Regions from separate parts of the Homo sapiens genome. Here regions 2, 3, 4 and 5 are each linked to region 1. A link is a loop called in an ENCODE intact Hi-C map of the cell type or tissue named here. Cell type or tissue: IMR-90. All regions are shown on one strand.

Region 1 (5,000 bases):
CAGTACAGGTCTAGAGGCTTAGAGTTATTGTTTGAATTGAAGATTAGTTTATTGCATGTATTGGGTACTCATATTGTATCTCATGATGACCACTAATAGTAATGCTGAACGTGATTATTGTTTAAGATGTTATCTGCCACATCTATCCATTGTGAAGTATTTTTTGTCCTTTTGTAGTTAGAAGGTAATGCAGGGTGGATACTTGGGCACCATGTGAATATCCTGTGCCCAGACAACCTTGCCTTCATGGTTTTAGAGTAATGCCCTCGTTCCCAATGCAGGTGGTTGCCTTAAGTTTGGTCATGCTTGTTCTTAGACCTATAAATACAAAAAAGACTTCACCATTAAAATATAAATTATTTAGGGGCTAGTATTACTCAATTAACAGCAAATGAGAGAATGAGTAAAATCAAAGTATATGTATGGAGCACTGAACTTCTCTTCTATTGGCATGGATGGCTGGGAACCAACCTAAGTAAAAAGGCTGGTTGACACCTTTAAAATTAAAACCCTATTCAAATCCTGCTTGTCACTCTTACTGTTTGCAAACGTGCGTGTGTTTTGCAGAGCTGTAAATGAAGAATAACTAAATTCTTACCTCTGATTTTTTTTTTAAACAGGTGTTCACAAAAGAAGCCAACACCAGGGACCTGATGATATTTACCTTGATGACTTAAAGGGTCTAGAACCTGAAGTTGCAGCTCTTTATTTCCCTAAAAGGTAGAGTGGTCCTTATTTATTGAAGGACAGCTCTGAAATAGTCTAGTTATTTCTAGAGTAAAACATTTCATCTCAGGAAAAAGGAACAAGATGATGGTGTCCTTTAGCTAAATCTGATGATGGCTTCAGGTTTTGGAAAATTTAGAAATAGCGCGTGTCTTATTTCAATATAGTGACTTGAAATTAATAATTACTTACGAAGACATTTTCAATACAATGAGGAGAGATATACTAGTTAAACCTACATAAGGGTATATGACTTCTGATTAGCATTTCCTGTAGTGGTTAATACAAACTCAACATGCTTGGGAAAATTTTTTAGCATTTATTTTATTATGTGTTTTAAAAGAAACACATCTTTATTTGAAAATGTTTTCCAAAGAATGTGTTCACTTCTTGGGAGTCTGAGATCCTGAGCCTTTTCTGAACCGGGTCTGGGTCTGGTGGGGCACTGCCCCCGCGCCCCGTGTCCCCACATCCCCTGCAGCTCCACAGCTGCCACCCAGCCTCCCTCACTGTCCCGCACCATTTTCCCTTTGAATTACTTCAAATATGGGCCTCAAATATGATACACTTGGACTGCCTTCCCAAGTTCATTTCTACTCTTAGGGGAATTCTGTTAAACTGCTACTCTGTGGTTAGAAAAAAACAACTTTTCTCCACGGAAAGTATGACTTGAATATACTGAGCCATAGGCACACATAATTAAACACTTGTAAATGAATTACTGAAAAGTATATTTTGTTTTTTATTTGGAATAGAAAGATGGGATTGATATAAAGCTATTTAAATTTTTTACAGGTATTTTGGGAAAGTTCTTAAAACTCCTTTCTAGCTCTGTCCTAAATTTATCTCAACATATCTACTTCATTTGAAGTAATAGTTGGATTTTTTTAAGGTGAAAAAACTGAAACGGCTTTATTTTAACAGTAGGAAAGTTCAAATATAAGCTGTCATAGAATTACCACTTTTCCCCCCACATTTCCCAGGCCTTAATCATTTATTTATATTGGTATTCCTTCGGTATATGTCTTAGTTTCTCTTTTAAAAAGTGAGGAGAGTAACTAAGGTGATGATACCTTACTCCACTCTACTGTAATTTAACTGTTCACAGTCACTGTCCATGCACTAAGTAAGCTTCTTACCTCATTAACTATTTCTTGAAACATTTCATAAATATTTAAAGATAGTGAGTGAGACTCTTGTAATCCATGTAAGCATTAGTCATGTCATGATCCTTAGCATCTTCATTACCAAATTTACAGTATTTGTAATTATCACTAAACTTTAATATAAATCACACACTTTTGTATTTGGTGGCATCCTGAGTCAGACGGCATCCCCATGTGTGTAGATGTTGTTGTTACTGGTTGGGGTAACACTAGCTGCTGTAGAGGTGGAACTCCTGATCTCGTTGGCCTACCACGATGGAATTTTGTTTCTTGCCCCTGTGAAGAATGCTCTGTGTTGGTGTTTAGGGGGAGGCCTTGCCCACAGGGATTCAGGAACACAGGCTCCTTTCACCTTGAGGCTCTCCCATCCCCATAGGGTCTCAGAGTCCAGAGTTTACTGGCAGCAGAGAAAGGAATGAGCATCGCATAGGAGAGGGCCCCTGGGGAGGGGCACCATGTATGCCTTCCGTCCATATTCACGGCTCAGTCATGTGCTCACGTGGCCCCACCTGACTGCAAGGGGGCCTCGCCGTGTGCCCCGGAGAAAGAGGAGACAGGTGTGGTGAACACAGAAGGGTTGGCCTTGCCCCTCACTCCCAGTATAACAACAGTTCTGCTGACTTTGTGTTTCCAGTGAGAACATTCTGTCAGTCCAGTTAATCTCAATTTTGTGGGTATGAGTGTGCATGGCTATTAAGAGGAAAAAATATCCAAAAACCTGAATTTTTTTGTTGATTCAAATGGGAAACAGGTTTTGAAACTGTTACCTAGTTAAAACATAATCTGTAGTCTGCTGCCACCTACTGCTCAAAGATGAGATTTGTTTGAAAGAGCCAGTAAACCTCTGGGTCACTGTTTTTTTAATTCACATAAAAATACTGGCTTTTTGAATAAAATAAGTGAATTTGAAAATTCTCAATATCTCAAATGTGACATTAAATACCTATTCAAAGGGTATAGAGTAGTAAGCATTGGGGACTGTGAGACTTAAGGTGCTGTGCCATTCATGATTATTCTTTCTCAAATTTACACTTCATTGCATAAGGTTTCCCTTGATCACCTTCTGAAACCTGGCTTCTGTGCCTTATCTTGAAAAATGAAAATATTCAGTAACCTCATCTTTAGCTCCTGGAATAACAGTTACATCCAGTTTATTTCTGAATACATTTCTTTTTCTAGGTGGGTCTTGCCTCTAGAGAATTTGCTCGTTTAATTTCTCCTTCCTTCTTTGTGAGGTAATAGGCGAACTTAGAAAAGATTTGGTTTTAAAGAATATAGCCTTGGACTACAGTAATTTTCTACAGGATGTATAAAGTGCCACAGCTTTTTCTAGGACGTTAGGATCAAAGGTTTCCAAACAGCAGATTTTCTTAATTACCCTGTCATTTTCATCATGGAAATGTAAATAAATACTTATAACTATTTTACTCCTTTAATTAAAAATCAGAAAGGCCACAGTTGAAATGTTTGCATTATTGTGAATGACCGTGGTGATTTTGTGACGTATTTACTATATTCACAGTTAATTTCTCACTGGTACTATATTAGGTTATCTTTCATGTCATTTATGATATGATTCTAAACCCTATCTAAGAAAAGTTATGCCTGATTGTAGGTCCATCCGTTCTTTTTAGCGGATGTGTTATTTGGTTTGAGCCCCCAGAGAACCATGCAGTAAACTAGGAATTCAAGGAGTTGTAATAAAGCACATCTTTTCCCCATCCCCTGTCCACAGTGAATCGGAGCCCGGTTCCAGGCAGTGGCCCGAGTCTGACACACTCTCTGGCTCCCAGTCCCCACAGTCCGTGGGAAGCGCAGCTGCAGATAGCGGCACCGAGTGCCTCTCAGATTCTGCCATGGACTTGCCTGACGTTACCCTCTCCCTTTGCGGGGGCCTCAGTGAAAATGGAGAAATTTCAAAAGGTACGTTGGGTGTTTGTGCCCCATCTTCATTTCAGAGAGCAATCTGGTCATCACTTGGTTAAAACTTACCGTGTAGCCATTTCAGGATATTTACATTCTTTAGGGATCTTGTGCAGGTAACAGGTATGTTCTGTAATGTCAGACCCTTATACCCTCACTTAAGGTCTTAATTGACACCTCTTTATGGAGTGGCTTTGAGGTAGTGTGCCCTTAAAGGCTCTAATTTCAAATTAAGAGGTTGGGAGTTATCAGGCCGCCCTGTTTTCTGAGCTGCCAGGGTGCGATCATCACACTGCACCAGTTTTCTCATCTGTAAAGTTACAGAAACATTTGTGGAACTGGGGCCCAGCTGCCCTTCTGGAAAGCACTGGGCCTTAGACATGAATATAGGGCCCTGAAGTTGTAGAAAATTGATTGTCCACTGAGTACGTGGTCTTTCTGGCAAAAATTAGGAGGATTACTTTCTGTATAAGGCTGGAGGGTTGGCCTACGAGAGTAAAGCTTGCTCAGGAATCAGGAGGGAGTTTAGCAGACATGTCAGGATGCCTATAGGCTGGGCTGAGTGCCATGTGCATCCGTCCTCAATTCATCAGCATTTTTTTTTAACCTTCCTTTTAAAACTGAACTCTTAGTATTTCTCAGTTTGGCCTGTGGCCCCTGTATGATTTTCTTCTAAGGGAAAATTTTCTTTCCGTGACTAGTGTCATCTTTTGTCTTCCCTCTCCCTTAGAGGAACTGAAGGTGTGATGTGGCAGACTGCATGGCCAGAGGCTCAGGACCATGTGTTCCTGAAGTCTTTCCTTTCCAGGGTCACAGGAAGCTCATTATGCCTCTTCCCTGTCTCTTCATTGTTTGTTTGCTTTATATTTTGCAAGAAATTTAAAGTGTGTTATGGCCAATGGTTCATTCTAGGGACTAAGTTAAATAGGTCACATTCTTTCTGTAATCCTCTTAAATGTTCAGTTTAAAAAATTATATGCGAGGGAATGCGAAATACAAAATGTAGGTAAAATATAAAAGTTACACCTTTGTTTTAAATATTGGTGACTTAGTCTAGTAGAGTTTATTGGAAGAGGCAGAAATGACAAGTAAATGTAAGTAATACACACATTACCTGGAGAAACAATCCAAGTGAGCAGTTTCTCTGTTAGCCTAGATCTAGGAGAATACAGGTTTAGGAACAGG
Region 2 (5,000 bases), 53 kb before region 1:
CCTGGATTCTAAGTACACTTAAAATTACAGCAGCCGTTCGTTTCTATAGATGGAAGAAGGTGGCAGGAAGAAGAGTAATTACTAAGAGTAATTTACTAAGTAAAGCTGATTACAAATATCTTTTAAATAAAAAATTTTTAAGTAATTGAAAGAGATCACAGCAACAGAATAATTTAAACAACCATCACCAGTTTTTCAGGTGGTCGAGAAAATCTTGAATTAGAACTGTTGTGAGGAACCAGCTATGGAAGAGAAAATTGGAGTCAAAGATGGACCTGAAATGTCCACGTGGAAAAAAATAAGTCAAGGAATGTGAGGATGAGGGGTTCCTACATGATGCCGATACATTTTGTGATAATTTTCACTTATATTTTCTTTGGATTGTCTTAATGATATAATCAACTCTTGCTCACCTTATTTGTTGTTTGTTGCTGTTTTTGGGGGACAAGCTTTAAGCTATCTCACTTTTTGATCTGGAGTATAGGAACCCAGCACTGGCTTCTTCCAGCACCTTCACTTGGCCTCAGTGTTGTGATGCACTGAGCCACCCCTGTTATTGTGAGTCTATAACAAGTAATTTGTTTCTGAAAAGATTAAAGCACTACACTTTGAAAATTATTTAGTGTTTTAAAATTTGATGATAGTAAGACTTGCATTTCAACAGGATTTTTTGAGTTTGAATGAAATGGGGGTGATATAACCCCAGAACAGAAAATCGTATACCTAAGGGTGTCATCACTGTGCAAACTGCTATTCAGAGGTGAAATGGGAGAAGAAAAAGACATTTAAACAGAAACAATTAGGCAATTAACAGGCCCCCTCTTCACCCCCGACCTCCACCCCTGTCAAGCAACTGAGGCCTCAGGAGTCCTGCCTGAGCAGAACAGAGGGTTTTCCATTTCTTTTGGCTTTATTTTGTTGAAAATGTTGTCCAAAAGTTGTGACACAAGTCAGGCCATAATTACTCTGATCCTAAATTAGGCTGTTCAGCTTTACTCTCTTAATGTTCAGATGCACTTGACTGCTACAGCCAGGCAACTCTCAGTATTGTCTCTCTTGTCTCCAAATAGTGGGTAAAAGCTTGACCTCAAACATTTGTGTTGGAAGGGTTAGACCGCAGAGGTTGTTTGGTCCTAAGCTCCTTAAACTGCGATGTGTACACTGAGCATCCTCTAATTCTTACAGTAAATGTGTTGCATTAACCTTTGAACTTGGAAGAAGAAAGCTTTGGCCAGTTAGTCTTTCTTTTTTTTTTTTTTTTACATTAAAAAAATAGACTTATCACAATAGACTACAAAATGTGTGAATTTTAAAGATAAATGACAAGTCTTCAAAGAAGTTTATCTTTGGGAGAGTCACTTTAAGCTGGGCGTCTGACCTCAGGAGACCCTCCCTTGTTTTTTCTCTTCTGTTCCTGGAAAGATCTGTTTGCATTTGGTTATTCACTCACAGTTCAGTGAAATTGCCAGCCACTAGCTATCTTGTTTAGAATTTTGAGATTATATGAGGATATTATGAAACACTGGAACTTGAGTAAACTATATAACCATTACCCAATGAGCAGTTAAACTACAAATGTTTGAAAAACCCAAGAGTGGTAGCAAGAGGAATTTTATCTTGGTTTTGAATAAAACGTCAGTCCCTTTGGGGTTGTTTTCATAAACAGTGAATTATAAGTGATTCCATTTAGGAGAAGAAACACTTCATATGCTTTGGTGTAGATGGTGAGAGCCATTTGGCTCTAAATGAAAACATTTGTTTCAGGTGAGCCATGGTCCTTTACATGTTCCCTTTGTCATGAGGAGTCTTGAAAATGCAGAAATGCACTTAGGTTCTTCACTATAGAGGAATTCCGGTGGGTATTATGAAATTCTTTGTAATTGAGGTTATAAAATATTTTCATGATTTTTTAATAATCAAAACTTAGTTTTGTCACATCTTCATTGGTAATCCAGGAGCAAGGTGTTGTGTTTCCATAGTATGGCCACTGGGGGGGAGTACAATTATTTTCATGTTTTATGGTAAAATAACATGCTTGTGGTGTAAAGGTATTTCTGTTGAACCAGCTTAGTACAGCTTCAGATAAGCAAATTCTAGCTAGAAAGTTTTAAATAAATCGTTATACCCTCTTAAAAAGCCCTGTATACCTAGTCTTACATACTTATGGGATTAGTAGTAGAAAAAACAAAAACAAAGAAGGTATATATTTTACTTAGCATCATTAAAGCTGTGGAATCTGAACAGGATTCTGTTTTTCCTAACTAGCATTTTAGCTTTGTTTCCCTAAGTTAGACTATTTTTTTTTGAAAGAGTTAAGTCTTGGGAAAAAGACTTCCAAATTCTATGCACTTTTTAAAAAAAAGATCATTGAAGATGTTATACAAAAGTAAAAAGTAGCTTTTTTCAGTAGTCATTTATTTTTATTTTAGCCTGTAGAGAAAAAGTTTGACAATACAGTAGCGTTTTCCTTTGAAAATCATAGGGATGATTAAGAATTGTTGGTTGTGATTTTTAACATTTATCCATCAAGACTGAAAAGTGCCACCTTGCAGATGGTGGGGGTGGAAGCAGAACTTTGGCTACCAGCTTTGAAGGTCAGGGTGATCCACAGGTGGCCATAGGAGGAAACTTTAGGTGTGTGCCTGTTGGCAACACAGATGTTTAGAAAATGAGCTCACTTCTGATGGGTCCATAGTACATGTTCCTTGCAGTCAGGACATTCTGGGAGTCATCAGCTAAAACAAGGAAACAATACAAACACTATCAGGAAACCCCCAAATGACTGGCTTGGGTGCCCCACCTGTTGTGTAAGCTGCATTGTAGGCAAGAGTTGCTGAACAGAATTCTACCCGCTGACCTCTGCCCTGCTGGATCTCCACCACGCCTCACTTGCTAAGCCTTTGCTCCTACCTCTTGTCAGCCTCCTCCTGCTGATCCCCAGCATGTTCTTTCTTGGTCTCTGCTTGGCATAACACAAAAAAGCACTGAACCAGAAACTGGGGGGCTTCTTCTCCCTGGCACCTTTGCTGACCAGTTGAGTGACATTGGGCTAATTGCCTGACCTCTTTCTGGGCCTCAGTTTCCTCACATTTAAAGTGGATATGGTTTTTGTCTTTCTTCTTTCCACCCTCCTTACAGTTTTCCCCTTCTCCTGCTATCCAGTTGAATATTTTCTCATCTCTTCTACATTTTATTTCCTCTGCCCCTCTAACTTTTCTTTTTTTCACCTTCTTAGGTTTCTCTTTAATCTCTCTTTCTCCTACTAGCCTCCCCTTCTTGCTGACCTCTGGCTTCTTCCATTTTTCTCCACCGGCAGCACCCCAATATCCGGTTTTTATCACTACCATCTGATGCCAAGGATCCTGAACTGCAGTAGATCATGGATGAAGAGATTTAAATTTTTATTCATTGCATAAAATTTAGGCCAGAAAAACCTAAACAATTCTCTTCTGGAAGTAGGAGTTTGTGTACATGATGTGTGTTGAATTAGATCGCAAGTGACTGGGCACTTTGGTGTACTGCAGGTCCACGATACTATGCTGGGCTAGAAGGCAAGCAGGAAAACATGCTGCATGCAAGATAAGTTTTGCCATTTCTAATTTTGGTGAAATTGGTTTTTAATTCTGCCACTTAATGTTTTTATTATATGAACCTTGGTGATATGTTACTGTATTAAGCATCACCAGACACCTATTACTTGGTCAAACATTTGAAAATTTTGTCTTTTGTGAAGTTTAGATGCAGAGAAAAGGGTTTAATGTGAAGGTTAAATGGATGTGGATCAGCTAGTATATTGTTGATGAATTAACTAAATACTTTAAAGGAATGATGAACAATCCAGTTGTCCTCAGTTCTTCCTTACCTATAACTTGCCTGAATGGCCTTTTCCCCACCTTGTTCTCAAGATTGTCTCGGGGCCTTAGAGCAGCATTGTCCAATAGAAATATAATGTGAGCCACATGTGTAATTTCAAATTTTCTAGTAATCACATTTTAAAAAGTGGGAAAAAAAAAACTAGGTAAAAGTAAATGTAATTTCTTATTTAACTCAGTATATCCAAAATATCCTTTAAACATGTAGTATATATTAGAAATTATGAGTTTTTTTATTCTCTTTTCATTCTTAGTCATGGAAATCCAGTGTGTATTTTACACTTGGAGCACATTGCAGTTGGTACTGGCCTGATTGCCATTGCTCAGTAGCCACACGTGGCTAATGGCTGTTTGTGATGAACAGCACAATCCTAGACAATGGTATGAAAAAAACAGTGTATCTTAATTCAGAAATCTAATATGTTTGTCCATGTGAGTTGTGTGTTTGCGGTTTTTAGAAAAATTCAGTTAAAATTACTATGTTTTGACTTACTGAGAGCTGCCAAGGAAATACCAGGAATGTTTTAATTTTACAGTGTTGCATTATCATATTCTTGAAATTAATAAATTCTGCTTGTTATATACAGTACTGAGCAGGATATCTCCCAGAATTGTGAAAATACCTTGGGTCACACCAGTCTGACAAAGGAAAAGTGTTCAGTAGTTGGGCTCTTGGAGGCATGTAATCTGGCTGACTTTGGGAAGCTCCCTGCTGCTCGGAAAATGTCTGTAAATTACTTCCCTTACATGATTAGCTTATGTAAGATCACTCTCCATATGTGTAGTAGCTGTTTTTATTTCTAAAAAATGAGGATGTGATTGGTTTAGAGAATCATTAACTCAATCCCTGTCCTGTGTGATGGAAGCTGCAGTGGCCATCATGTGATTGGGCAGGTCTTGGTGCCTATCAGTGTAAACACATGGCACAACCTGTCCCATGCCCCTGCTTATCTCCTTTGGGGAGAAGGGGTTGAGGTATTTTGAGCAAATCTCATTGGTAAACTTGTGTATGCATTGCTTTTTTTTTTTTTAAGAACCATTTCCTTTCAGTTTTAGCCATATAACTGTGTCTGCAAGCAGTTTGTACTCAGTTTGTCAAGAGAGCAGCTTTCTGTTTTGATTATATAC
Region 3 (5,000 bases), 130 kb before region 1:
TCCCATGCCAAGGGCCAAGGGCTGTGCAAGCGAGAGGCCCCTAAGACTCTCCGAAAAGCCCCCACCACACCCCTCAAAAAGCCAGCAACAGAGCTCCCAGTGTCAGAGAGGTGAGGTTTCTGCAAGCAGCACCTCCCACCCCTTCCCTAATTTCCACCTGCTGGATCCCAGACTGGGGAGAAAGCAAGACGGGTGTTGAATCAGGTGGAAACAAAATTTTAAAACAGTGTATTCCAAATTCTGAAATTGTGCAAAAATGTATGAAATCAAAGTGTGCCCTAAGACCCCTGCGCCCAGCAGAGGGGTTTGCTGGGACACAGCAGCAGTGAGTTGGGGAGATGGCTTTTGTGTTCGGAGCTCCATACGCTGAGATTGCTCAACAAAACAGCTATAAGAATTATTTCAGCCATTATTATGACCAAACTAAACCAGTGACCTCAAGATTTAATAGCTTAGGTAAAAAGCTGCTATTTCTACAGGGGAAAATAGAACTGAAACTATAGATCCATCACTTTAATGGTGCCGAAGATACTTTGTAACACATAAAAATTTATGAATCTGTGACCTGGTAAATGTGAAGTAGTGGTACTTAAAGGATCAACTTGGAACACAGAAAAGACCATTCAGAGTTTACTTCAGTTTTATAAAATTAATATATAGGCTGGGGTGCAGTGGCTCACGCCTGTAATCCCAGCACTTCGGGAGGCCGAGGCGGGCGGATCACCTGAGGTCGGGAGTTTGAGACCAGCCTGGCCAGCATGGAGAAACTCCATCTCTACTAAAAATACAAAACTAGCCGGGCGTGGTGGCACATGCCTGTAATCCCAGCTACTCAGGAGGCTGAGGCAGGAGAATTGCTTGAACCCAGGAGGCGGAGGTTGTGGCGAGCCGAGATCTCACCATTGCACTCCAGCCTGGGCAACAAGAGCGAAACTCCATCACAAAAAAATTAAAAAAATAAAAAAATTAATATATATATATATATATAATAGTCAAGTGACACATTTTAAAACCTAGATCTTCCTAAATTCTTGAAGTTCAACTTTAAAACATTATTTTTCCATTTAAAAATCTGACTATTGAAGAACATTAAGTTTAAGGCTGCTTTTTATAGCATAACTTAATTCCCTTTAATTTGTTAAGCTTTATTTATAAATTAATATATTTTCTCTCCACTTTAAGGACTACTATTGTCTGACTTAAACAAAACTGTCTCAAGAACTTAAATAACTTTATCTACTAAACTAAGTATATAAATACAGAAAATTTGGAGTTTTCATAAATATTCTCATATTGTATATAAACCTAGTAAGATGAACATAAAATCACAGTCAATTAAACATTTTACATTGGAATCACAAAGCTGGAGGCTGGGTGCAGTGGCTTACACCTGTAATCCCAGCACTTTGGGAAGCCCAGGCAGGAGGATCACTCGAGCCCAGGAGTTTGAGACTAGCCTGGAGAACATGGTGAAAGCCCATCTCTACAAAAAATCCAAAATTAGCTGGGGGTGGTGGCACGAGCCTGTAGTTCCAGCTACTCGGGAGGCTGAAGCAGGAGGATCGCTTGAGCCTGGGAGGTCAAGGCTGCAGTGAGCTGTGATTGCACCACTGCACTCCAGCCTGGAAGACAGAGTGATACTCTGTCAAAAAAAAAAAAAAAAAATTGGACTTAGTCACTAGGCTAAGACATTTCAAGTACATGAAAATCAAATATGCACAGCCTACATAATGCAGAAATACTAATTTTTGCCTAGATATAGCCTCTAAGATCTGGGACTGGAGTTTTAATACACATGCCAGAATGAGAGATGTAGACCTGGATTGTTCAAGGTAGTGAGTTGGTACCCAAGATGCCTGCACAAATCTGAGATGCACAAAGAGTGGCTTAGTCAAAACAAAAATGGGAATAGTAAAAATATCACCAACTGACATAGAGAAGCTATACAGAAGCTTTCCATCTGCCTGGGGGCGGTTCTGGATGGAAGAAAATTTAATGGATTCCTCAAACTAGTACTGCATGTTTGTGGGGTGCAAATTTACAGCACCACATGGTAACAATCTCAAGCCAAGAATTCCCATAAAAATGGTCGAGGTCCGGGGCCTCAGGGAAGCAAATGCAAAACTACGCTAGACGGGATTCTCTGTCTGCCCACAAAGGATTACTGTTATGGAAATTGTCCTCCCACCATGAACAACTAGAAAAACAGGCAAAATATCAAAACATATGGAAAAATAACCGTTTAGGGCATTGGCCAGCAGATGTGCAGGCCCAAGATGCCTGAGAGAAGGGGAAAGTGATGAGACACCTGTGATTGCTCCAGCTTCTTCTTGCCTAGACAGAGTGCTCAGGCTGCAGCCCAGCAGGGGGAGCCTGTCAGTCTCATTGAATTGAGGGGACAGAGACTGAGGTTCAATGAGGCGGGGTCGTCTAAAATGTATGAGAAAGAATAAGAGAGAGAGGAGAGTTGCACGAAGACAGGGTGCTGGAGGCTGCACATGCTCTTTGGCTGAGTACTATTCAGCAAATGCACGGGAGAAAGAAATCTGGAAAGCCTCAGGCCAAGCAATTCTTGGAGCTCACGCGGGCTGGAAACAGAGTCCGTGTCCACCAGCCGGAATGAAAAGACTTTGTAATACGTGGGCCTCGGGTAGAGTCCTCAGAAGTTTCTCCTCCATAGTGGGGCACTACTAAGGTGAGAAATTAATCCTGGATTAAAAACTCCTCTGGCCCCACCCTAACAGAGCTTAAAAGCAAGCCTCAAGAGGATCAAATATCTACAACAAATCGAGTGTCAGAACAAGGTGCAGCGCATTTTAAATGAACACACTGGCACGGTCTCAGGTGTTCATTAGTTCTGTTCTGTGGGCCTGCTTCACATACCCACAGCAAGATGTTTAGATAAAATACTAATACATCAGTTATATGGAGGATTACAAACTGGATACATAGTGACCATCACATCACAGCCTCAAATATTTGCATTTTGACCTCTACCTTGGGCTTTAGAGATAAGATTATGTTTAAAAAACAGTCTTAAGTTATTTAAATTGCTTCTGAAGAATCAACTGATATATGTAAATGAAAATCTCAATCTCTAAAATGCACACCAAAGTTTCCAAAATTACTTAGCTCATACTTACTAACATCTAAGTGCATTTTTTACTTTTTTTAGAACATGCTTTAATTGTAGCCCAGCATCAAGAAGGCATAGTAGACTTGTCACAAAGCTCAGACACACACACTGTGGTTACTCAGACAGTCCATACTCCCTGCTACTCACTTTTGAGGATGAATATTTACATTCCAAATGATACACAACTAAGTTTAATTTAAAACACTTTGGAAACAAAATAGGCACTGTTTGCAATAAATTATGAAGGTAATGCTCGCCTCCCCTGGGGTTGAGTTTCTACAGTTTCCTTCTGTGGTTTCTTTCCTCTCGTTTCTGGTTTTAGAAGGTTAAGGGCATAACCTATCAGGCCGGGACTTCAGCCTGAGGCGTTACTAGTGCCCATGGTATCACACAAAAGCCACCCACTCTGCTTGCTAAGAGCTGGTTCTAAGCCGGGAGAAAAGGTGTTACATTGCTGAGCCAAACTGAAGCCAAGTGTTTCCTTTCAGAGACGAGGGGGACGTGTCCCAGAATCAGAGAGTGTTTTATTACATTGACTCTATTTTGGTTGTTCCAGGGCTCATCTTAGTTATCTAAATGTCCCTACTGAATGCACCCATAGTTGCCCACAGGAAGCCTCTCCAAGGAGACCCCCATGCCAACTGCAGTACATATGTGAATGCTCCCTCCATTTCCTTGTTCTTTACAGCTTAATATTCCCGGCTAGAAAGAGCTAACCAGTTCTCGGAACCCTCTTTGCTCACAGGCTTCTGTCAGTACAGGCACCTCTGGTTCATAAGCTTCCCACGCAGTCCGGAGACATTCTCCAGAATTTCACGAGAAGCGTGTGTCTTCCTTACACACTCAAAACCAGGAGCTGAATTGCAAGGAGGCATTTGGCTTCATGAAAGTGAAGACTGTGCAGAGAAAGAAGAGAAGCAACTCGTTGCGGGGGCAGAATCGAGAAATCTGAAATCCTCCTCTCAGGTGAAAGTTTCAGCAGCACTGAAGTACAGATGAAAAAATAATGAAAATGAAACCAATTCCTTGTTTTCATCTCAAAACAGAAAGAAAAAACAATTACCTCTACGTCATTCTATTAAAAACACGGGGCATTGCCTGGGCACGGTGGCTCACACCTATAATCCCAGCACTTCAGGAGGCCAGGAATTTGAGACCAGCCTGGGCAACACAGAGAGTCCCCGTCTCTACCAAAAACAAAAAATAAAAATAAATTAGCTGAGCATGGTGGCACATGACTGTAGTCCTAGCTACTTGGGAGGCTGAGATGGGTGGATGCTTGAGCCCAGGAGCTCGAGGCTGCAGAGAGCCATGATCGTGCCACCACTCTCCAGGCAGGGCAACAGCAAGACTCTGTCTCCAAAAAAGACAAACCATAAGATACCATTTCTTCCATTCATTCATTCATTCAACAAATATTTACTTGGTGTGGGTCAGGCCCTGTTCCCCCAGGCCCTTCTGACCTGCCATGGTAGAAAGCCCTCTGTCCCTAAAATTCCTGCCTTTTTGCCAGGTTTATGTCCAGCACAAGTGGAAAATCACCAACAGCTTTGACCTCTGAACAGACACTGCCGGAAGTCATGGAAGTGAACTGGGGTGAAGAATTGGTTTTTTCCATCTCACTCAAGTGTGGCAGGACAGTTGCTCTGTAGCACCGGCGGCCAGGAAGTGAGGGGGAAGAGGCAGGAAATGTGTATTGGCTTCTACACATAAACTTCGTATCTATAAAGAATGAGACTATTTTGTTTAAACGTTTTTAGTTGGAATGTTTCTCAATTTTGTATTTCTTGAGGCTCTTAATTTTGTTTCTTATCTGGGCTGCATTATGGTGGTTAACATTTCAAAAAGTGGTTGAGCATTTCTA
Region 4 (5,000 bases), 220 kb before region 1:
TAGAAATCACTAGAGATGGATAATCTGTGTCATATTAGCACAATGGGTTTGCACCAAGGGTGTGTTGAACTTCGCAGTACATAAATACATGCAATTGTGCTCAGAACTATTTGTAAGAAATATTTCTAATAAATTATATACTATTTAACCATCCATGTGAACTAATGCTTCCACAACATTTCATCATTTAGTAGTGATGAATTGTGAAGGTTTAGATATATTCTTTTTTGTGCTTTATTGTCTTTGGCACATTTCCAGGGGATTTTTAAACTTTGACCAGTGAAAGGCCAGGGACAATAAGTACATTTTGTTCTCCTCTGGCCTTAGTCATAGTGAAAATACCCACCTTGTGGCTATTATTTATTAAGCATTTACTGTGTGCATGGCACTGTTCTAAACACTTCGCATATATTAACCACTAACCCATAACCGCCCTTTAAGGTCGTTGCTATTATTTCAAGTAGGAAATGAGGCCCGAGACCACATATCAGTGAGGAAGCACTAACTCACCTAAGATCACGCGGGTAATAAGTAGCAGAACTAGAATTCAGATGTGAGCCTGGCTGTAGGTTTGTGTTCTTTCTGCTCCAACGTGCTGCGGAAAGTGTCAGGAGCAGTGAGTTCCACCTTTCTTTCTGCCCACATGAGGTTAGGAAGGATGCTCTAGTGTCACTGGGTCACCATAGCAGTATCTGCACAGAGAAGAGGCTGAGTCCTGGCAGAATCTCTGGAGACAGGTGTAGATTGAAGAATTGTCCTGGCCCTATCAGCTTCTGCCACAGCCCCACCTCCCCAAACCCCTAGCAGCTCCAGAATTTCTACCAAGGAGGATTAGGGGAAATGATGGAAGGCAGGGATTGAAGCCACATTTGACAGCACTTTACATAAGGAAAGTGAGGAAGTTGTCTATTCCACTTTACATAAGGAAATTGTCTATTGTCCATATCAAAGAGAGGAAGGTGATTGTGAGGAGGGGAGATACACCCCCCACACCAGCCACCTCTGTCCTGCCACTGGCAACCCCCACGCCCCTGAGAATCATTTGGGAATTACACATTTTGGACATAGAGCCCATGTTGGGGAAATGATATGAGCTAAAAGTACAGCACTCTGCTCATAAAAAAAGTAAGAGCTGCTTAATCCTAATCTGTAAAATTTAATCACATGTTGAACCCCTAAAGCTTTGTTGATCAGGCCAACAGCATGATATGAGCTGTCATATTTGTCTGCTGGGAATGACCCACTCCATCCCCAGGTACCAACTGCTGTAAAAGCACTCAATTAGAAATCAGTGTTTCCAAGTACCCACTCAATCTGCCCCTGCCAGGACTGGGCATCTCCCCACCTGTCATCAGTCTCTTCTGTTAAAGAAACAAACATCTTCACAATAACCTTCTTACCCTCTACACAGGATGGAATGACCATGAAGTGAGGAAATATGGTGAACTCTTTTCCAAACTACAGTGCAAATAGTTAGGTTTTAAGACGCCAATTTTCTCAATAATACCTCTGTTTTTCAAAGAAAATACCTAAAGAAGACAAAGAAGTCACTAATGGTAGAATTGAAGGCATCAGCCGGGGAGATGTTTGGGGATCTTCTCCAATGCTAAGATTGGAGATATTTATCTGCTTATCCCAGCAACCCCCAAACCCCTCTGCTTTCTACACAAGGCCCCTCAGATGCCTGCTTTTTACGAGTTCAGGAAGGACCTGAGGCTTCTTTCCTCTTGGTAAAGAAGACACAGTGCATTTGAGTGAAACGGAGTGCCTGCATGCAGTTCACCAGGTAGCGAGCCACGCCTGACTTGGATATTTTATAGGGAGAAGATCTGAAACAACTGGGTGATTCTGCAGCTCTGGAGATATTCATTAAGCCATACTTCTTTTAATATTTTTGTCAATCACGCTCATTCCTTTAGGTGTGAGGTGGGCACAGATAGCTGGTCGCAGTGCAATGACACACCTGTGAAGTTTGCTCGTTTTCCTGTCACTGGATTGATCGAAGGTCGTTCCTATATCTTCCGAGTTCGAGCTGTGAATAAAATGGGAATAGGTTTCCCATCTCGAGTTTCCGAGCCCGTGGCTGCTCTGGATCCGGCTGAGAAAGCTAGACTTAAAAGTAAGCACTTTTCATTTTTCAGGACCTTCCCTAAACCTTTTTAAAATGACTGCAAGAATCAGCTTCATTGCAAGGTTGTTTCTCTCCCTTCCACTAGAGGGAGACAAGAACAAGAAATCCTTTTTTCATCAGAAAATCCGAGGGGGAGAATCCTTCGCAAACATTGCCTTAGCCATTCTCTTAAGGGTTTTATTTTATTTTATTTTATTTTATTTTATTTATTTTATTTTATTTTATTATTTTATATTTTATTTTATTTTATTCAGAAACATTTATGTTGTTAAACTGAGTTCCAGGCATTGTGTGTGGAATGAAGTATAAAAGCAAAGAGGCTGGAGAGCATTTTTATTCCTGTTATTATACATTCCAAAAATAATAAAAATAATTTTCTTTCTGGCTCAAGGTCTATTTCTTTACCTTGGAGTCCACCCTTAGAGCATTAATATCTCAGCACAGTGCGTCTCTCTATATCAAAGGAAAAACAGATAGACAACGTTATATCTAATCTATGTCTGAGTTCTCATATTAGACTGTCAAAAATCATTTTTTCAGGCCTGGCGTGGTGGCTCACACCTGTAATCCCAGCACTTGGAGAGGCTAAGGTGGGAGGATGGCTTGAGCCTAGGAGTTCTGAGACCAACCTGGGCAACATAGAGAGACCCCATCTTTTAAAAAAAAAAAATGAAAAAAATGAAAAAAAAAAAAAAAAAAAAAGCCAGGCATGGTAGCACACAGCTGTAAGTCCCAGCTACTCAGGAGGCTGAGGTGGGAGGATCGCTAGAGCCCAGGAGGTCAAGGCTGCAGTGAGCTGTGATTACACCATTGCACTCTAGCCTGGGCAACAGAGCAAGACCCTGTCTCAATAATAACAATAATAATAATCTTTTAATATATGTAGTCTCCAAGTCTTAATGTCAAAACCATGGTACATGAATCATGCCCTGTAATCATGCCTTGTATTTGTTTCATGGAAACCCATATGGCATCTCCAACAATAGGGAACGTAAAATGACATTATGAGAAGAGTTGGATAGTAACATTTCAGGCTTATGCCAGGCTTCTCAACCTTGGCCCTACTGGCACTTTAGGCCAGTAATTCTTTGTTGTTGTGGGAGGTGGCTAGGGGTGTTCTGTTCATTGCAGGAGGCTGAGCAACATCCCTTGTCTCTACCCACTAGATGCCAGCAGTGTCATGGAGACACTACCAAATGTCACCTAAAGGGCAAAACCACCTTTGTAGAGGACTGCTGGTCTGTGCTACATTCACAATGTTATTCTTTACCTTCAGTACGTGTAGTGGCATCGTAAAAGTCTAAATAAAATAATGTCACTGGCTGGGCATGGTGGCTCACACCTGTAATCCCAGCACTCTGGGAGGTCGAGGCGGGTGGATCACCTGAGGTCAGGAGTTCGTGACCAGCCGGGCCAACATGGCGAAACCCCGTCTCTACTAAAAATTACAAAAAATTAGCCAGGCGTGGTGGCGGGCGCCTGTAATCCCAGCTACTCGGGAGGCTGAGGCAGGAGAATCATTTGAACCCGGGAGGCGGAGGTTGCAGTGAGCTGAGATCGCGCCACTGCACTCCAGCCTAGGCGACAGAGCGAGACTCCATCTGAAAATAATAATAATAATAATGTTACCATTTCCCCGGCAACCGTGTCTCATCAGGCTCCTTGATTGCTCTTCAGTCACTCTTCACCAACCCTCCAACTTCCTGCCCTCCTTTCTAAACTTGCAAATTCCATCTCATACTTTCGTTTGCTCCTCTTTTATCAATTCCAATCAAAATAAGATTTGTTTGAACTAAAAATAAGTTACCTTCTTTACTGCCTTTCTGTTTTTCACAAACCCTGACAAAAAGTCCCCTGGTTAATGCAAGAGTAGAACTACTCTGTCTTTCTGATGTTTATGGGATCATACAAGTGAATTTCCTCTTTAACTTTGTACCCGTATCATTCATTTTCCTTGCTCAGGATCTCAACTGATTTCCTTTGGAGATAATATTTTTCAAAATATAATGGGAAAAATTTGCTTTGCTGAGCTTTACCGCAGGATCGGCACCCCCTCTCCTCTTTCATCTTATTATGACAATAAATAACTACTGGGCTTACAATTGTTCTGGAAATGTTTCTCCCAAACGCATGCTATCCTTCAGAGGGGATGAGCAAGCCTACCTGTTCCAGGAGATTCATATTGAACAGTTACATGAACACAGGTTACTTACCTAGCTTGTGCAAGTACAGTTCCAGAAACATCTACTCAGCCAGTCCAGGCAGATTCTAGGCTCCAGCAGATTATGAGTCCCTTGAGGACCGGGGCTGTGCTTCCCACAGTGCCCTCTACATGATTGATACCATTCATGGGAAAACACATAAGTCTATTAGTAACAAACCCAGTTGTGACTAATCTGGCCACTTTCCCAATTCATCAGTGCAGCTGATAAATTGCACACTTGTAAACGTTTGTGATTCTTATATTTGTCTTTATTCAGGTCGCCCCTCAGCACCCTGGACTGGACAGATCATTGTTACTGAAGAGGAACCTTCAGGTAAGAAGTCTGGTTGCCCCAGATACTATTGCTGATGTTTTGCTAAGCAGTTTGCCTTTTGTTGTGGAGGGTGCAGTGTGTATTGCTTAAGATGTTTTGGTAAGAACATTCTAAAATATCTGGAGATTGTAAATAACTTATGTCAGAGAATCCCATTTTATTTTTAAAGCTTTCTTGAGGTGTAATTGTCATACGGTATACTGCAAATATGTAACATGTACAATTTGATAAATTTTACACATGTATATACCCATGAAACCATCACCATTTTCTTTTTTTTTTTTTTTTTTTTTTTTTTTTGGATGGAGTCTCGCTCTGTCGCCCAGGGTGGA
Region 5 (5,000 bases), 200 kb before region 1:
ATCATCTTCCTTAATCTTCCTCCTAGGAAAATTTTTTAAAACTTGTTTTCCTTTTAGATTCACTTGTCATGGATTAGTGACTGGTCAGAGTTATATTTTCCGGGTCAGAGCAGTCAATGCAGCTGGACTTAGTGAATATTCCCAGGATTCAGAAGCTATTGAAGTCAAAGCTGCTATTGGTAAGTTCCTTATGCATAACTGTATGGGGGAAAAATGGATTTTTCTATGTTAGAAAGGAAGATACCATCCTCTCCAGAAATTATTTAGCTTCCAATATTGCTGGATGATTGCATCCTTAGATGATCATTTTCTCTGACTCTAGGTGATGTCTAACCTTCCATAGCTGCCATTTTACAGACCTTCATCACTTATCCAGATTCTGTGCATCCATAGCCTTTTCATCTTCACGAACCCAAGTTTCCTCAGATATTTCACATTGTGTGAAACTCCATTCTAACTTCATGCTCATCCTGGGACTGTGAAGGGCCATTCCGATTCCATGAAGTGGTATATCACCCATAACACAGATCATCTTGTCCCTAAAAGCCATTTGGTCTATGCCAGAGCCTGGCTTGTTTTTGCTAACAGAACATTAACATGCTTCTTATAAACCCCTCTAAAATTCATGCAAGGCACATGTAATTGCTTAATCATATGTTTCATCTTTGCTTGCAAAGTAACCAACAGAATAAAACCAGTAATAAAGTAATTATATGTGTGTATGTGATGTACCTCCCAATCTTGGATAAAGTAGAAAAGGGACCCAGGTGGTTAGAAACAATACAAATAATATTTGTGGGCTGAGCACGGGGGCTTACACCTGTAATCCCAGCACTTTGGGAGGGAGAGGCAGGCAGATTGCTTGAGTCCAGGAGTTTGAGACCAACTTGGGCAACATAGTGAAATCCCATTTCTAAAAATAACAATAAAAAAAATTAGCCAGGCATGGTGGTGCATGTCTGTAGTCCCAGCTATTCAGAAGGCTGAGGCACGTGGATCACTTGAGTCCAAGAGTTCAAGGCTGCAGTGAACTATGATCTCACCACTGCACTCCACCCTGGACAACAAAGCAAGATCCTGTGTCTGAAATAAATAAATAAATAAAATAAAATTTATTATATAGTAACGCATGTTTTTTAAAAAGCTGATTTAATATTGATTGTCTTCAGTTAGCATCTCATATAGCTTTTTCATATTCCTTATAACATAGGGATCGGGCACAGTGGCTCACGCCTGTAATCCCAGCACTTTGGGAGGCTAAGGCGGGTGGATCACTTGAGGTCAGGAGTTTGAGATCAACCTGGCCTACATGGCTAAACCCTGTCTCTACTGAAAATACAAAAATTAGCCGGGTATGGTGGTGCATGCCTATAATCCCAGCTACTTAGGAGGCTGAGGCACGAGAATTGTTTGAACCCAGAAGGTGGAGGTTGCAGTGAGCCGAGATTGCGCCAGTGCACTCCAGCCTGGGGGACAGAGTGAGACTCCAAAAAAAAAAAAAAGAAGAAAGAAAACGAAGGAAGGAAGATTCCTTATAATGTGAACCATTCTAAACATGTCTCTTTGAGGTTGAGAGGTACAGACCATTACTATTGTAGTACTGCACATAATTCGAGGTGTTATAAAATTAGGATCTTTAATATGATGTCTCTTGTGCACTTTATAGTCCTTTTTTCATTCTGTTGAATAATAGGGCTTACATCTCTCAATATTTGTGTCTAAGATTTGCTTTTCCTTATATATACTAAAAGCCCTTTGGGTTCTGCAAATCGAAATGGTTCCTATTCTATCTTTGGCTTCTTTGTTCTCATTTCTTCTTTTTCCAGAATACGGGGAAGGTGAAATGTTCCTTGGCGTATATTGTGTGAAATGTAGTCTTTCCATATTTCTTGCAAATGTGAGCGATTTTCTTTAAGCCAAGACTGTTTTTGTTCTGCTTGTGGTCCTAATGTTTTTCTCTTTGTTCTATCCTATAAGAGCAGCTGATACTCTGTCCGGGCTCAATGCGTTTCTGTTGTTGTCTGGCAACTGTAGGGGGAGGAGTGTCTCCAGATGTGTGTCCCGCACTGAGCGATGAGCCTGGTGGACTAACCGCCTCCAGGGGGCGCGTGCATGAAGCCTCCCCGCCAACCTTCCAGAAAGATGCTTTGCTTGGCAGCAAACCTAACAAACCTTCACTACCCAGTAGCTCTCAAAACCTGGGCCAAACAGAAGTGAGTAAAGTAAGTGAAACAGTTCAGGAAGAGCTTACCCCGCCACCACAGAAAGCGGCTCCTCAGGGGAAAAGTAAGTCTGACCCCCTGAAAAAGAAGACAGACAGAGGTGAGAGTTGAGAAAGGGAAGCTGTTCCATCCGTCTCCATCACTGTCCTCACCTCTCATCGTCTACATCACATCCTTCATCCATGTTTGCTTTCATCAATGTCCATTCTTATTGTATGTGTTTTCAGCTAGCCATCTGAAATGTGTACTTTCATCTGATGACTTGGAAAAGTAATTGTCTATGGGTTTGGCTTGTACACATCATTTTGGGTGCTTAATGATGCTAGAATGTTTCAAGTAATTTGGTTATAGAGCCTTTCTTGGTTTGTCAGGCAGATACACCTCTGGCCTGATTTTGCTAAGAGAATTCGATGTGAGAGCAGGACTTGGTACTGCTAGCCTGTGTGAGGTCCTTTGAAATAGTCATGTTTGGAACATGTAGAGGAGAAAGATCTCACAAAGAAGGTGACATCGTACCAGGGTCATAGTTGTTACCTTCTTGCTCATCCTCAGATTATTAAGCGATTATTCACATTTAATTTAAATAGTTTGCAAGAAAAATCAACACTGGAAAATTAAATACTTTAAGTGAAAAAAGTATATAAAAAGATTAAAAATTTCTAAAATAATAATAATCTAAATAGCTACTTACCTACTACTTTTTGAAATGAAAAAAGAAAAGAAAAAAACAGCTATAAATATATCTTTGAGTTACCATGAAAAGTTTAAAAGTTAAAATTATAATCACATATAGCTATATTGTATGATATATGATCCTCATTCCCAGAAGTGATTTATTTAAGATGATTTATCAGTAGGCTAAGAATGATCTGATTAGGATATTTGGTACCTGTGGCTAATATATCCTAGGAGACATTGTTTTTCCTATCAAACAACAATGAACTGAAGCACATGTGCTGATAAATTTTTAAATGCCTCTCATCCAGTTCTTTTTTCTAACCCCACCCCAACTTCTATAACCTCCTCTGTTTTATGACACCTTTCTTTGTCCCTCAACTCGAGAGGAGATATTCATTTGAGAGCACATATTCAACAATGCTCTGAAATAGAGGGAGAGAGAGAAAGCTTTTTTAAAATGTGAGGAATAAAGGAGGTTGGTAAGTGGAGAAGAGATAAATGTATTTTATTTTAAAAGCCTTCATTCTTCTGATACTCTTTTTGGGTAAGAATGAGATAGTTTCTTTATCTCCTATAATCCAAATAAACATTCAGAAAATTCTCTTCGATGTTATTGCATATCTAGATGTATTTCTTTCCACCACTTCACCCCCTCTCTTCATTGAAAACTGTAATTTCAGTAGTTGAGTGAAAAGCTGATCAGCAAAGCCACATAAATGAAGGAGGACTTTTGAAATATCCTCCAGATATTTTTCTAGCTAAGCACTGATAAACATGGTGACAGCTGTATAGTATTGTACCACATGAAAAATATTCCAACATCAGATTAAAAATAATGTGATAAAAGTATTATACACTAAGAGAAAGTCACATAGCAGATTGTGTCTGTTTTTTAAAAATGTTTTCTAAAGCTGTCATTTAGCTGAGCTCTAGAGTAAATTTTTTTCTTGTGTGCAGACAGAGTTGTGTAGTTGTAAGGTCTCACAAGGGTAAGTGTGCCTGAATGGTGAAAGGCTAACCATTTGAGAAATATATGGAAATTCTGGGCCAGGTGTGGTGATTCACACCTGTAATCCCAGCACTTTGGGAGGCTGAGGTGGGTGGATCACCTAAGGTCAGGAGTTCGAGACCAGCCTAGCCAACATGGTGAAACCCTGTCTCTCCTAATAATACAAAAATTAGCCGGGCATGGTGGTGCACACCTATAATCCCAACTACTTGGGAGGCTGAGGCAGGAGAATTGCTTGAACCCAGAAGACGGAAGTTGCATTGAGCCAAGATGGTGCCATTGCACTCAAGCCTGGGTGACAAGAGCAAAACCCCAGCTCAAAAAAAAAAAAAAAAAAAATATATATATATATATATATATATGGAAATTCTGAATAAGCAAATTGCAGCAGAAATTGATATACACATTCCATTTTCATCAGGGAACAAATGAAAACTAAACCACATAAAGAAACAAAAATTATACCTTGGGAAAAATATTTCTTCTTATGGGGAAAAGAATCATTTTCTTTCAGGGTATTGTACCATTTTGCTAGGACAGGTTCATTTTATCTTTGGAATAATAATTGTAGTGTACTTTTTACTGTGTCCATTGCATTCACCAAGTTCAATGCCAAGTTCATCAGCCTCGAATTTTAGTTTTATACTGCAAGATCTAGTGCCCTCATATGTGGCACCCATGGAAATGTTTATATATAGAATCATAAATGCATTTCTGCCTACTCACAAGCTATTCATATTGCTACAGCACCACCATCTCCACCCTGTGATATCACCTGTCTTGAAAGTTTTCGTGACTCAATGGTTCTTGGATGGAAGCAACCAGATAAGATTGGAGGGGCAGAAATTACTGGCTATTATGTGAACTATCGCGAGGTCATTGATGGGGTACCAGGAAAATGGAGAGAAGCCAATGTCAAGGCTGTCAGTGAGGAGGCATACAAGGTAAGCACGTGACTTTCTGTAGTGTGGCGTGTCCTATGTATGACGCTATGCTTGCACGCCCAGGCAGGCACACACCCAGCACCTTGTAAGAGAGTCACGTCATTTCTCCAGAGTCCATTGTCTGCAGTGGCATGAGTCTTGTGAAAA

What was found. Hi-C counts contacts between places; a loop is a spot of excess contacts. Peaks named below come from ENCODE experiments on the same cell type or tissue, not always from the same donor. Only the 100,000 strongest peaks of a DNase experiment are listed, where the experiment ranks them.
Region 2: it touches region 1 in a loop (2.4-fold over the local background); 59 of 110 quality-filtered maps call a loop at or near these places.
Region 3: a loop joins it to region 1, with 8 times the contacts of the local background. A loop is called at or near these places in 92 of 110 quality-filtered maps.
Region 4: a loop joins it to region 1, with 9 times the contacts of the local background. A loop is called at or near these places in 56 of 110 quality-filtered maps.
Region 5: a loop joins it to region 1, with 6 times the contacts of the local background. A loop is called at or near these places in 71 of 110 quality-filtered maps.

Annotation. Positions count from the first base shown.
Region 1 is chr18:2,930,071-2,935,070 of GRCh38, reverse strand. It overlaps LPIN2 (lipin 2), which reads left to right. Exons shown (of 20, transcript NM_001375808.2): 8 at 621-720; 9 at 3,628-3,815. Among named protein-coding and RNA genes, the nearest start is that of LPIN2-AS2, 34 kb to the left of the region's middle. In IMR-90, a CTCF peak has its summit at 2,687 (motif pointing left); a DNase peak (open chromatin) is centred at 2,670; H3K27ac peaks cover 206 bases.
Region 2 is chr18:2,982,809-2,987,808 of GRCh38, reverse strand. The region is part of intron 1 of LPIN2 (lipin 2); the gene reads left to right. It overlaps LOC124904236 (a long non-coding RNA gene), which reads right to left. Exons shown (of 2, transcript XR_007066268.1): 2 at 2,399-2,735. Among named protein-coding and RNA genes, the nearest start is that of LPIN2-AS2, 18 kb to the right of the region's middle. In IMR-90, a CTCF peak has its summit at 1,985 (motif pointing right); no DNase peak of the experiment used is centred here; H3K27ac peaks cover 2,266 bases.
Region 3 is chr18:3,060,523-3,065,522 of GRCh38, reverse strand. No RefSeq gene overlaps it. Among named protein-coding and RNA genes, the nearest start is that of LPIN2, 50 kb to the right of the region's middle. RefSeq lists enhancers at 4,081-4,210, 4,578-4,872. In IMR-90, a CTCF peak has its summit at 2,357 (motif pointing right); no DNase peak of the experiment used is centred here.
Region 4 is chr18:3,148,813-3,153,812 of GRCh38, reverse strand. MYOM1 (myomesin 1) reads left to right here. Exons shown (of 38, transcript NM_003803.4): 12 at 1,920-2,119; 13 at 4,612-4,668. Among named protein-coding and RNA genes, the nearest start is that of MYOM1, 69 kb to the left of the region's middle. RefSeq lists an enhancer at 580-669. In IMR-90, a CTCF peak has its summit at 2,206 (motif pointing right); no DNase peak of the experiment used is centred here.
Region 5 is chr18:3,126,554-3,131,553 of GRCh38, reverse strand. It overlaps MYOM1 (myomesin 1), which reads left to right. Exons shown (of 38, transcript NM_003803.4): 17 at 58-179; 18 at 2,035-2,322; 19 at 4,657-4,853. Among named protein-coding and RNA genes, the nearest start is that of MYOM1, 91 kb to the left of the region's middle. In IMR-90, a CTCF peak has its summit at 2,087 (motif pointing right); a DNase peak (open chromatin) is centred at 2,073.